Linked DNA regions of Homo sapiens: region 2 is linked to region 1. A link is a loop called in an ENCODE intact Hi-C map of the cell type or tissue named here. Cell type or tissue: CD14-positive monocyte. All regions are shown on one strand. Each heading gives the region's core, and the rest is flanking DNA. Links, peaks and the distances in the headings are about the cores only. Region 1 holds the start of LOC101927372 (a long non-coding RNA gene). Region 2 overlaps SERHL2 (serine hydrolase like 2).

Region 1 (5,336 bases), core at 1-5,000:
AGGTTGCAGTGAGTCGAGACTGGGCTCACTGGTTATGGAGCCTTACCTGGGCATGCCCCCCGCTGACACCTGTGGAAAGGCATGGGACAGCCCCGGCCCATCCCCTGCTGCCTGAGCCCTCCCCTCCTCTGACCTTCCTCCTTCCATGACCCTGCTGCCAGGGGGGCTTCCCAAAAAAGATCTTGAGTCTTAGCGATGTGGTCGACACGCAGAGAACTTGGAGCCTCATGCCAGGGCCCCCTCCCAGAGATTCCTGGCGCCCATGTCTCCTTGGGGGGTGACTGAAGGGGATGGGTCCAGACTCACTTGATCAACAGGACATGGGCCTGCAGCTTCCTGATGGAATGCGCACACAGCTCCCTGCTGACGAAGTCAATGCTGTTCTCTGCCTGCAGAGACAAAAACATGGTGAATTCTCGTCACAAGGCACAGGCACTCTCGTGGGCACGAAACCCATCTCTGTTGGGGTGGCTAAGCCCTGGCGAGGGCACCTTAGCCACCCACCCTGGGTCTGAGCCCAGGACCCCACATCACTGCCTCATCGAAGGCTCTTTAGCCCCTGGTGGCCAGAGACTCCTGCCCTCTCCAAGTCTGTTCTCCCCTCTTCCTGGGCTCGTGGCTACCCAGCCTGACTCCATTTCCAATACTCCTTTGCCACCAGGTATGGCTGTGTGATTAAAGTCAGAGAAGTGAGTTGGGCCACTTTTGGGCCTGGATTTTAGGACTTAGGTGTGGCCCTTCCACACCCCTTTCCCAGTCCATAGGCTGCACCTCACGCTGTCCCCTGCCAGCCTGGGACAGGCTTCTTGCCAGGAGAAAGAAACTTGCTGGGACCACAGTGCAGGATGGGCACTCCGTGATGGCCCCAGCCAGCCTCCTCCGCGGCCCTGCCTGCCCTGTCTTGTGACTGTTTTACGTCTGGATGGCGGGGATGTGGCCAGCTTGAGTGAGATGTGCTGTAGGTGTGACACGAAGCTGGATTTGGAAAACAGCATGCAAAATAATGCAATCAAGCTTTATGTTGATTACATCTTAAATCACATTGTGGATGTTAAATAAAAATATGAGAAGAATTTATAGAACCTTTTTTTTTTTTTTTTTTTGCTCTTGTTGCCCAGGCTGGAGTGCAATGGCGTGATCTCAGCTTACCGCAACCTCCGCCTCCCGGGTTCAAGCGATTCTCCTGCCTCAGCCTCCCAAGTGGCTGGGACTACAGGTGTGTGTCACCACTCCCGGCTAATTTTTGTATTTTTTGGTAGAGACAGGGTTTCACCATGTTGGCCAGGCTGGTCTTTAACTCCTGGCCTCAAGTGATCTGCCTGCCTCGGCCTCCTAAAGTGCTGGGATTACAGGCGTGAGCCACTGCACCTGGCCAGAAATTTAAAAAATAAAAATAAAAAAAAAGAATTTTGGGCCAGCCCCATCTTGGAATGTGTATCTTCTGCAATTTAGTTTATGTCCTAACGAAGTCTTTCCATCCCTGGGAAGCCTCCTCCTTCCAGCATTATGGGTGATCACAGATCCCACTACAGATCAGGTCACATAAGACATGGTCCCTAAGGACAGGGAAAGGGGCATCTCCAAAAGTCAGATTGACTAGGATCTGGCAATAAACTCCCACCACGAAGGTCAGCACACACAAGGGACAAACCACCAGTGAGTGAGCCTTAGTGGGTAGGGAGGACCACCCAACAGCTGGTATTGGAATAACTAGCTGTTCATCTAGAAAAACAATTACAATGGCTGGCTGCAGTGGCTCACACCTATAATCCCAGTACTTTGGGAAACAGGCGGGAGGATAGCTTGAGCCCAGGCATTCAAGACCAGCCTGGGCAACATGGCACGACCCTGTCTCTACAAAAGTAAAAAACTTAGCTGGGTGTGATAGCGCACACCTGTAGTCCTAGCTACTCGGGAGGCTGAGGTGGGAAGATCACTTCAGCCCAGGAGGTTGAGGCTGCGTGAGCCATGATTGAGCCATGGCACTCCAGTCTGGGTGACAGAGGGAGACCCTGTCTCTACAATTCAAATAGACCGAACACTGTGGCTCATGCCTGTAATCCCAGCACTTTGGGAGGTCGAGGCAGGCAGATCACCTGAGGTCAGGAGTTCGAGACCAGCCTGGACAACATGGTGAAACCCCATCTCCACTAAAAACACAAAAATTAGCCAGGTGTGGTGGTGGGTGCCTGTAATCCCAGCTACTTGGGGGCTGAGACAGGAGAATCACTCGAACCTGGGAGGCGAACGTTGCAGTGAGCTGAGATGGTGCCATTGCACTCCAGCCTTTGCAACAAGAGCGAGACTCTGTATCAATAATAATAATAATATAATAATAATAATAATAATAATAAAGAAAAATAGAACTTTTAAAACATGAAAAAAAAAAAAGAAAATGAATCACTATCTGACACCATGCTCAAGAACAAATCCCACACGGATCAAAGACAAACACGTTAACATTCCCAGACCATTGGCTGACGCCCTGGTCCAAGCCTCATCTCTTGGCCTGGGCCTGGGCAGCAGCTCTCAGCGGTCTCCCTGCAGTTAGAGCATCCCCACCTCTAATGACAGTGTCTCACATGTGTCCAATGTTCTACCATATTTTAACAATCACAAAATAGCACAGGCCATGAGCACCTGAAGCGACAGCACTGTGCGAGGCCACTCAACACACATGACCTCACCTAGTCTCGACAACAACCCTTCAAAGGCAGGCCCAGGGCTTGGCTCCCCTAGCCAAGCTGCTCATAAACCAGCTGAGCGAATGAAAGCACTTTCTTTTTGCACGTGAGACAACCAAGGCTCAGAGAGGGTAAGCACCTTGCCCAAGGTCCTACAGCCCCTCACTGGCAGAGATGGCCAAGTTTCTATTAATACAAGTCTCCAGTGACACAGGCCTCCAGATGGGACGCTGTTTTTTGAGAACCTTTGTCATCCTGCCCCTCCCCTCTTTAATCTTCACAGCCTCTATCAGGAATCCCCCTCTCAACAGATGCACCGAGCTGACTTCGAGCTTTTCCCTGTGCAGCAGCCAGTGCCTGGGATGTCTCCCTCCTCTCCTCACCTCCATCGACTGTATTTAATGCCACTGAAGTGCACACTTACAAACGGTTAAATTGACAATCATTATGTATTATGTCACCTATGTAATTTCTTTTTTTTTTTTTTTCTTGAGATGGAGTCTCGCTCTGTCGCCCAGGCTGCAGTGCAGTGGTGCTCTCTCGGCTCACGGCAACCTCTGCCTCCCATTCAAGCGATTCTCCTGCCTCAGCCTCCTGAGTAGCTGGGATTACAGGCGTGAGCCACCGTGCCCGGCCCTTGTTTTCCTTTTGAAACAGGGTCTCACTGTCACCCAAACTGGAGTGCAGTGGCATGATCATGGCTGTCTGCAGCCTCGACCTCCTGGGGCTAAGCACTCCTCCCAACTAAGGCTGCTGAGTAGCTGGGACCACAGGCGTGTGCCACCACGACCAGCTAATTTTTTTTTTTTTTTTTTTTTAAATACAGGGTCTCGCTATCTCGCTCAGGCTGGTCTCTAACTCCTGGGCTCAAGCTATCTTCCCACCTCAGCTTCCCAATGTGCTGGGATTACAGGTGTGAGCCACTGCGCCTGGCCTGTGTCCCGTGTTTCGATTGCATGTTTACAGCGGCAGGGTGTGTGTGTGTGGGTGTGTGTGCGCGTGCGTGTGGTGGGGCAGTGGGGGGCTTCTCCTCCTTCAGACAACAAATATGTGTGGAGCTCTGACCTACCAGGCCCACTGCCAGATGCAGGAGGCACAAAGATGACCAAATCAGCCATAGTGGGGGTTGCGGAGTTCACATGCCTCGGGAAACAGAGGAATCAATAGGCTCTTATTGGACAGTGTGGTTACCTGCAGGGCAGGGACAGCTTGCCTGGGGGTGTCAGGGCAGGGTTCCCAGCTGAGGCCCCAAGGAGTGGGGAAGCCAGTGAGCAAGCACAGGGGAGAATTCCAGGTAAGGGAGCCCAGGCTGGAGTCCCAGAGGGGAGAGAAGGCGTGGAAGCAGCATGTGCTTGGGAGAGAGGCGGGTGCGTGAGAGGTGTGGGGAGGGTATTGGAAGTAAGGGGCATGGCTGGAGCAGGGGCAGAGGGAAAGAGAGAACGTCCCTGAAGACCCTGGGAAGCCTGGTGCTCAGCGTGACCCCAGGGAGAAACAGGCTTGTTGGGTGAGAGGGAGAAAGAAGCTTCTCCACGTCTCACGGGATGTCCTCCCCTGGACCCCACCAGCTCCCCGTCCACACCGGGCACCCACCTCTGCAGCAGCTGCTTCAGGCTGAACACGTGCGAGGGCTCCTGGGAGGCCTCTACCTGCAGCACGTGCTCTATGGCTCTCCGCTTGTAGGTCAGCAAGTTCTCCATTTCCTAAGGAGGCACAGTTGGCTGGTGGGCAGGGATCCAGGCTGCAGACGAGGTCTCTGCCCCTCCTAGCCCTGCCCTCTGCTCTCAGCTGAGCCCCTCTCGGCAAAGGGGCACACAGCCCCAGCCCTGGCTAGTCAGCCCCACGATTCTGAACGAGTCTTTGCTTCGCCTCAGTCACAGCCAGCCTGGTCTTGCCTGCGGCCAGGGACAGTTGAAGAGATCAGGTGGGATGATGGAGAGGAAGGGGAATCTCTGTCAACTGCCAAGTGCTTTGCAAAGGCATGAAATTAGGGTCCGGAGGCCACGAACCATCTGGGGTTGGCAGTTTCATCTGGTTCAACGAATGCCATCATTCTCAGTGGCAGAAAGGGACTGGCAGAAAGGGCGCATTTCTGGGGCTTCCAAGCTCCCCCATGATGTGTGGCTCACTCTGTGAGGACAGCCTCAGGCCCACTGCCTGGGGCTGCAGAGGGGGGCATCTCCCATCTACCCATGCCTGAGAATGCAGGACAAGAGGACCAAATGCCCCTCTTGACTCGCCCAGGAGGAAGCCCCTGGGGGCACTGCACTTGTCAATTCAGTGGGTGAAATGCAGAAAGAAGGGAGTGTCTGCTGTCTGCCATCTGTAAATTGGATCCTTATAATAGCCCCTGAGCTAGCTGAGCTCATGCAAGGAACATTTACTGAGCCCTTACTAGGTGCCAGGATTGGGGATGTGGTGACAGAGATGGACATGATCCTTATCCTTATGGGATCTGCCGTCATTCTTTTTTTTTTTTTTTTTTTTTTTTTTTGGAGACGGAGTTTCCCTCTTGTTGCCCAGGCTGGAGTGCAATGGCGCAATCTCGGCTCACTGCAACCTCCGCCTCCTGGGTTCAAGCGATTCTCCTGCCTCGGCCTCCCAAGTAGCTGGGATGACAGGCATGTGCCACCACGCCCAGCTAATTTTGTACTT
Region 2 (5,366 bases), core at 90-5,089, 65 kb before region 1:
CTTGTCCTTCCCACCTCTTGCCTCCACACCCTTGAGGACCCTGGATGAATCCGTTCTGTGCTTCCTTTTCCCTCAATGCAAAAGCCCTTGCTGGCAACAAAAAAGCCTCAAAAGCAGTGAGAATACAAGAACCTTTTATTTTCCATCCAGTTGGGCAGCAGGGAAAGGCTAGGTGGGCCCAGCCTGCCCTTCCTTCCTCCAGCTGGCTGGATATTTATTATTAGCCAGGAGAAAGCAGCCCTGGAACCCAGACTCTGTCTCCCCCTTGAGGTCACAGATGTTGAAGTTGGAATCTCGCTCCTTCCCCTGACTACCATCCTAGGCTGGGCCTCAAGACTAGTGAGGCCTGTCCCCACCATCCCTGGCCTTGTTGTGGGGCTCAGGAACTCAGAGTCCCAGTGTTGAGTCTGGGAGCACTAGGTCTTCATAGTTCCAGGCCCAGAGCTACAGCTGGGCTGGGAGCATGTGTGTGCACTGTAAGAAGGAGCTGATGATACTGGCCACGTGCTGGGGTTCGCTCATGTGGACACAGTGATTGCCTGGGACTTCCACAAACTGGAACTGCTGGAGAGGGGAGGGGGTGGGTGGTGAGGTGTGGCCAGAGGAGCCTAGGGAGCTCCATGGGCCCCGGGGTCAGGGCCCTCCCACAGCATTCCAGCTCCCTGCAGGTCAGGAGCGCCTCCCACAGTGAGTTTCCCCCACACTCGGCTCCTTGGAGCCCCGACAGTCCATAGCACCCCAGGAGGTGTCTAACCCTAGGGACTTGGAGGCCTCCCAGGGGTCTAGGCCAGCTGAGTTGTGAAGTTGCATGGCAGGGACAGGGCGGGGCCGAGGCCAGGGTTGCTGTGATTGTATCAGAAGAGGTACCCGTGAGAAAAGATAATGAGATGGGGGCGTGAACAGCCTGCAGACTTGTGTCTGCCTTCAAGAAGCCAGACAGGGCCGGGCGCAGTGGCTCACGCCTGTATTCCCAGCACTTTGGGAGGCCAAGGCAGGCGGGAGGCCAAGGTGGGCGGATCACGAGGTCAGGAGATCAAGAGCATCCTGGTTAAGACAGTGAAACCCCGTCTCTACTAAAAATACAAAAAATTAGCCGGGCGTGGTGGCGGGCGCCTGTAGTCCCAGCTACTCGGGAGGCTGAGGCAGGAGAATGGCATGAACCCGGGAGGTGGAACTTGGAGTGAGCCGAGATCGGGCCACTGCCCTCCAGCCTGGGCAACAGAGCGACACTCCATCTCAAAAAAAAAAAAAAAAAAGCCAGACAGGAAGGCCTTGCCTGCCTTGGCTCTGACCTGGCAGCCGGCCAGCCACAGGTGGGCTTCTTCCCTTTGTGACAATGCCAAGAAACCTGCAGAGGCCCCAGGGTCAGTGTTCCCGGGTAGGTGACCATAAAACACCACGTGCTCCCAGGAACCTGGGGGAAAAGCCACCTCTGCCTACAGCCAGCACGCCCACTGTCATGATGGGTGCAGAGGGATGAGGCAGTCGGGTATTCTGCTGTGGTTTGGGAGCCTGTAAAATGTGCGACTAGGCCGGGTATGGTGGCTCCCATCTACAAAACCAGCACTTCGGGAGGCCAAGGTGGGCGGATCACCTGAGGTCAGGAGTTTGAGACCAGCCTGGCCAACATGGTGAAACCCCATCTCTTAAAAATATAAAATATAAAAATTAGCTGGGCATGGTGGCAGGTGCCTGTAATCCCAGCTACTCAGGAGGCTGAGGCACGAGAGTAGCTTGAACCTGGCAGGGGTTCCCCACCAAAGGTCTCTGTTTCCTTAATTCTGATTACATGTGTCCCTAGGCCTCTAGGGACTGACCACAGTGGAGCATGAGGCCTGATAGATCCTGGTGGTCACTTGTTGGGCCTGGGGGCAGACCCAGGGTCTTCCCAGTGCATGAGAAGAGATGGGTGAGGTGGGACCAGAGTGGGCGACAGTGGCTGGACACCAGCTGCCTGAGCCCCGTCTTACCTCTTTGAGGGTGGATTTCATCGTGTCTATCATGAACGACAGGGACTCCTTCTCAGAGTAATTCTGTCTTGAATCAAAATATCCGTGGACTGCTCTGGAAAGTGAGGAGTTGGGGGTTGTTGGGGTTCATCTTAGAACCGCCTCCCAGCGGTGCCCCCATCCTGCCCTGGGTTCAGGCCTCTGAGGAGAAACCAAAGCCTGGGCTACCCCAACTCCCACAGCTGGGTCCCTTGACCCTGGGTTGGATTTGAGGCTCAGTTAATCTCAGCTCATGCTCAGCTGGCACAAGCCAGGCACAAGTGAATGCTGAAGGCACAGCCTTTCTGGGGCACAGGGAGTTCAGGACTTGGTCACAGTCAGCCCTGAAAAGCAGAGCTGGGATCTGAACAGGCGCTGGAGCCCATACTTGCTCTGAGAGAGAATTTATGTCTTCACAATCCTCCCGTTGATAGTCTACAATTCTGTGGTTTTTAATACATTGAGTTGTGAGACCATCGTCACAATTACAGGACATTTTCATCGCCCCCAAAGAAATCGCGAACCTCTGAGCTTACGCGGACACACACACACCCCACCCCACCCCCCGCCCCCCGCCCCCAACAGGCTTCCGGTCCTGAGCAACCATGACCTGGCTTTGTCTCTGCAGTGTGCCCTATTTGGACTTGACTTGAACGTGAATGCAGCCATACAACACGTAGACGGTTGTGTCTGAATTCGTCCACTTAGCGCGATGTTTTAAAGGCTCATCCATGCTGGAGCCCGTGTCAGTGCTTCGTTTCTTTTTATGGCTTAAAAATCGTCTATGGTGGGCCACGCACGGTGGCTCACGCCTGTAATCCCAACACTGGGAGGCCGAGGCGGGCGGATCATGAGGTCAGGAGATGGAGAGCAGCCTGGCCAACATGGCGAAACCTCGTCTCTACTAAAAATACAAAAATAAGCCAGGCCTGGTGGCGGGCGCCTGTAGTCCCAGCTACTCGGGAGGCTGAGGCAGGAGAATCGTTTGAATCCAGGAGACAGAGGTTGCAGTCAGCCGAGACTGGGCTCACTGGTTATGGAGCCTTACCTGGGCATGCCCCCCGCTGACACCTGTGGAAAGGCATGGGACAGCCCCGGCCCATCCCCTGCTGCCCGAGCCCTCCCCTCCTCTGACCTTCCTCCTTCCATGACCCTGCTGCCAGGGGGGCTTCCCAAAAAAGATCTTGAGCCTTAGCGATGTGGTCGACACGCAGAGAACTTGGAGCCTCATGCCAGGGCCCCCTCCCGGAGATTCCTGGCGCCCATGTCTCCTTGGCGGGTGGCTGAAGGGGATGGGTCCAGACTTACTTGATCAACAGGACATGGGCCTGCAGCTTCCTGATGGAATGCGCACACAGCTCCCTGCTGATGAAGTCAATGCTGTTCTCTGCCTGCAGAGACAAAAACATGGTGAATTCTCGTCACAAGGCACAGGCACTCTCGTGGGCACGAAACCCATCTCTGTTGGGGTGGCTAAGTCCTGGCGAGGGCACCTTAGCCACCCACCCTGGGTCTGAGCCCAGGACCCCACATCACTGCCTCATCGAAGGCTCTTTAGCCCCTGGTGGCCAGAGACTCCTGCCCTCTCCAAGTCTGTTCTCCCTTCTTCCTGGGCTCGTGGCTACCCAGCCTGACTCCATTTCCCATACTCCTTTGCCACCGGGTATGCCTGTGAGATTAAAGGCAGAGAAGTGAGTTGGGCCACTTCTGGGCCTGGATTTTAGGACTTAGGTGTGGCCCTTCCACACCCCTTTCCCAGTCCATAGGCTGCACCTCACGCTGTCCCCTGCCAGCCTGGGACAGGCTTCTTGCCAGGAGGAAGAAACTTGCTGGGACCACAGTGCAGGATGGGCACTCCGTGATGGCCCCTGCCGGCCTCCTCCGCGGCCCTGCCAGCCCTGTCTTGTGACTGTTTTACGTCTGGATGGCAGGGATGTGGCCAGCTTGAGTGAGATGTGCTGTAGGTGTGACACGAAGCTGGATTTGGAAAACTTAGCATGCAAAATAATGCAATCAAGCTTTATGTTGATTACATCTTGAATCACATTGTGGATGTTAAAATATGAGAACAATTGTTAGAGCCTTATTTATTTGAGACCGAGTTTTGCTCTTGGTGCCCGGGCTGGAATGCAATGGCGCGATCTCAGTTTACCGCAACCTCCCGCCTCCTGGGTTCAAGCGATTCTCCTGCCTCAGCCTACCGAGTAGCTGGGATTACAGGCATGCGCCACCAGGCCTAATTTTGTATTTTTAGTAGCGACAGGGTTTCACCATGTTGGTCAGGCTGGTCTTGAACTCCTGACCTCAGGTGATCTGTCTGCCTCGGACTCCCAAAGTTCTGGGATTACAGGTGTGAGCCACCACACCCAGCCTTGGGCCTGTTTTAATATAGCTGCTAGAGAAATGTCAAGTTCTGTGAGGCTTTGCTTCCATTGCACTGTGCTGCTCTGATCTGGGGACTCCAAGGGCAGGAGCTCTCAGCATTTTCTCTATCCCTAGTTCTCAGCACGTGGAGTACAGAGGAGAAGCTTCATAAATGCAGCTGAGTGGATTAATTCCGGGAAGCTCCCGTAAGGACCAGCTCCCCTAAGTTACACCCGATACTCCTGCACCATTGTGAATATAAAATTGCCATGAACACACACACACACACACACACACACACACACACAAATTGCTATGAACACACACACACCAGTGAAAACTCACTGCCCTGTTTCCACCCTGGCCCTCCAGCTATTTTCTGCTTCTCAGACTAAAATGACCTGAAGTGCCTTCCCTGAAACAGGGGTTCCCATACTGTTCCCAAGGCCTGCGTGTTCTCATATGTCAGCTGCCACATCTCACAGCAGGGTGTGACCAAGCTTTTTGGGCCTGCACACAGGAGGGGCTTCCTGGGCACAAGGTGAACAGGCAAACTTGACCCTGTCTCTACTAAAAATATGAAAATTAGACTGGGCACAGTCACTCACGCCTGTAATCCCACCATTTTGGGAAGCTGAGGCAGGTGGATCGCCTGAGGTCAGAAGTTCGAGACCAGTTTGGCAAACGTGGTGAAACCCCATCTCTACTAAAATTACAACAAATTAGCTGGGCATGGTGTCAGGCGCCTGTAATCCCAGCTACTCAGGAGGCTGAGGCAGGAGAATTGCTTGAACCCGGGAGGCAGAAGTTGCAGGCAGCCAAACTCGGGCCACCGCACTCCACCCTGGATGACAGAGTAAGACTTGGTCTCTAAATAAATAAATAAATAGAAGGTAGGTGCTTTGCTTCAGCAGCACATATACTGCTAAATTGGAACAACAAAGAGATGATTAGCGTGGCCCCTGTGCAAGCGTGATACGAAAATTGTGAAATGTTCCTTTGCAAGAAAAAAAA

What was found. Peaks named below come from ENCODE experiments on the same cell type or tissue, not always from the same donor. Only the 100,000 strongest peaks of a DNase experiment are listed, where the experiment ranks them.
Region 2: it touches region 1 in a loop (7-fold over the local background); 2 of 110 quality-filtered maps call a loop at or near these places.

The regions. Positions count from the first base shown.
Region 1 is chr22:42,504,081-42,509,416 of GRCh38, reverse strand. It overlaps RRP7A (ribosomal RNA processing 7 homolog A), which reads left to right. Exons shown (of 7, transcript NM_015703.5): 7 at 1-1,073. It overlaps LOC101927372 (a long non-coding RNA gene), which reads left to right and starts at 3,558. Exons shown (of 2, transcript XR_938283.3): 1 at 3,558-3,597. It also overlaps the pseudogene SERHL. RefSeq lists enhancers at 1-384, 385-1,084, 4,190-4,823. In CD14-positive monocyte, for the core only: no CTCF peak of the experiment used is centred there; no DNase peak of the experiment used is centred there.
Region 2 is chr22:42,569,134-42,574,499 of GRCh38, reverse strand. It overlaps SERHL2 (serine hydrolase like 2), which reads right to left. Exons shown (of 12, transcript NM_014509.5): 10 at 3,297-3,379; 11 at 1,971-2,064; 12 at 118-564. The coding sequence ends at 445. It also overlaps the pseudogene RNU6-513P and the pseudogene RRP7BP. Among named protein-coding and RNA genes, the nearest start is that of SERHL2, 18 kb to the right of the region's middle. In CD14-positive monocyte, for the core only: no CTCF peak of the experiment used is centred there; no DNase peak of the experiment used is centred there.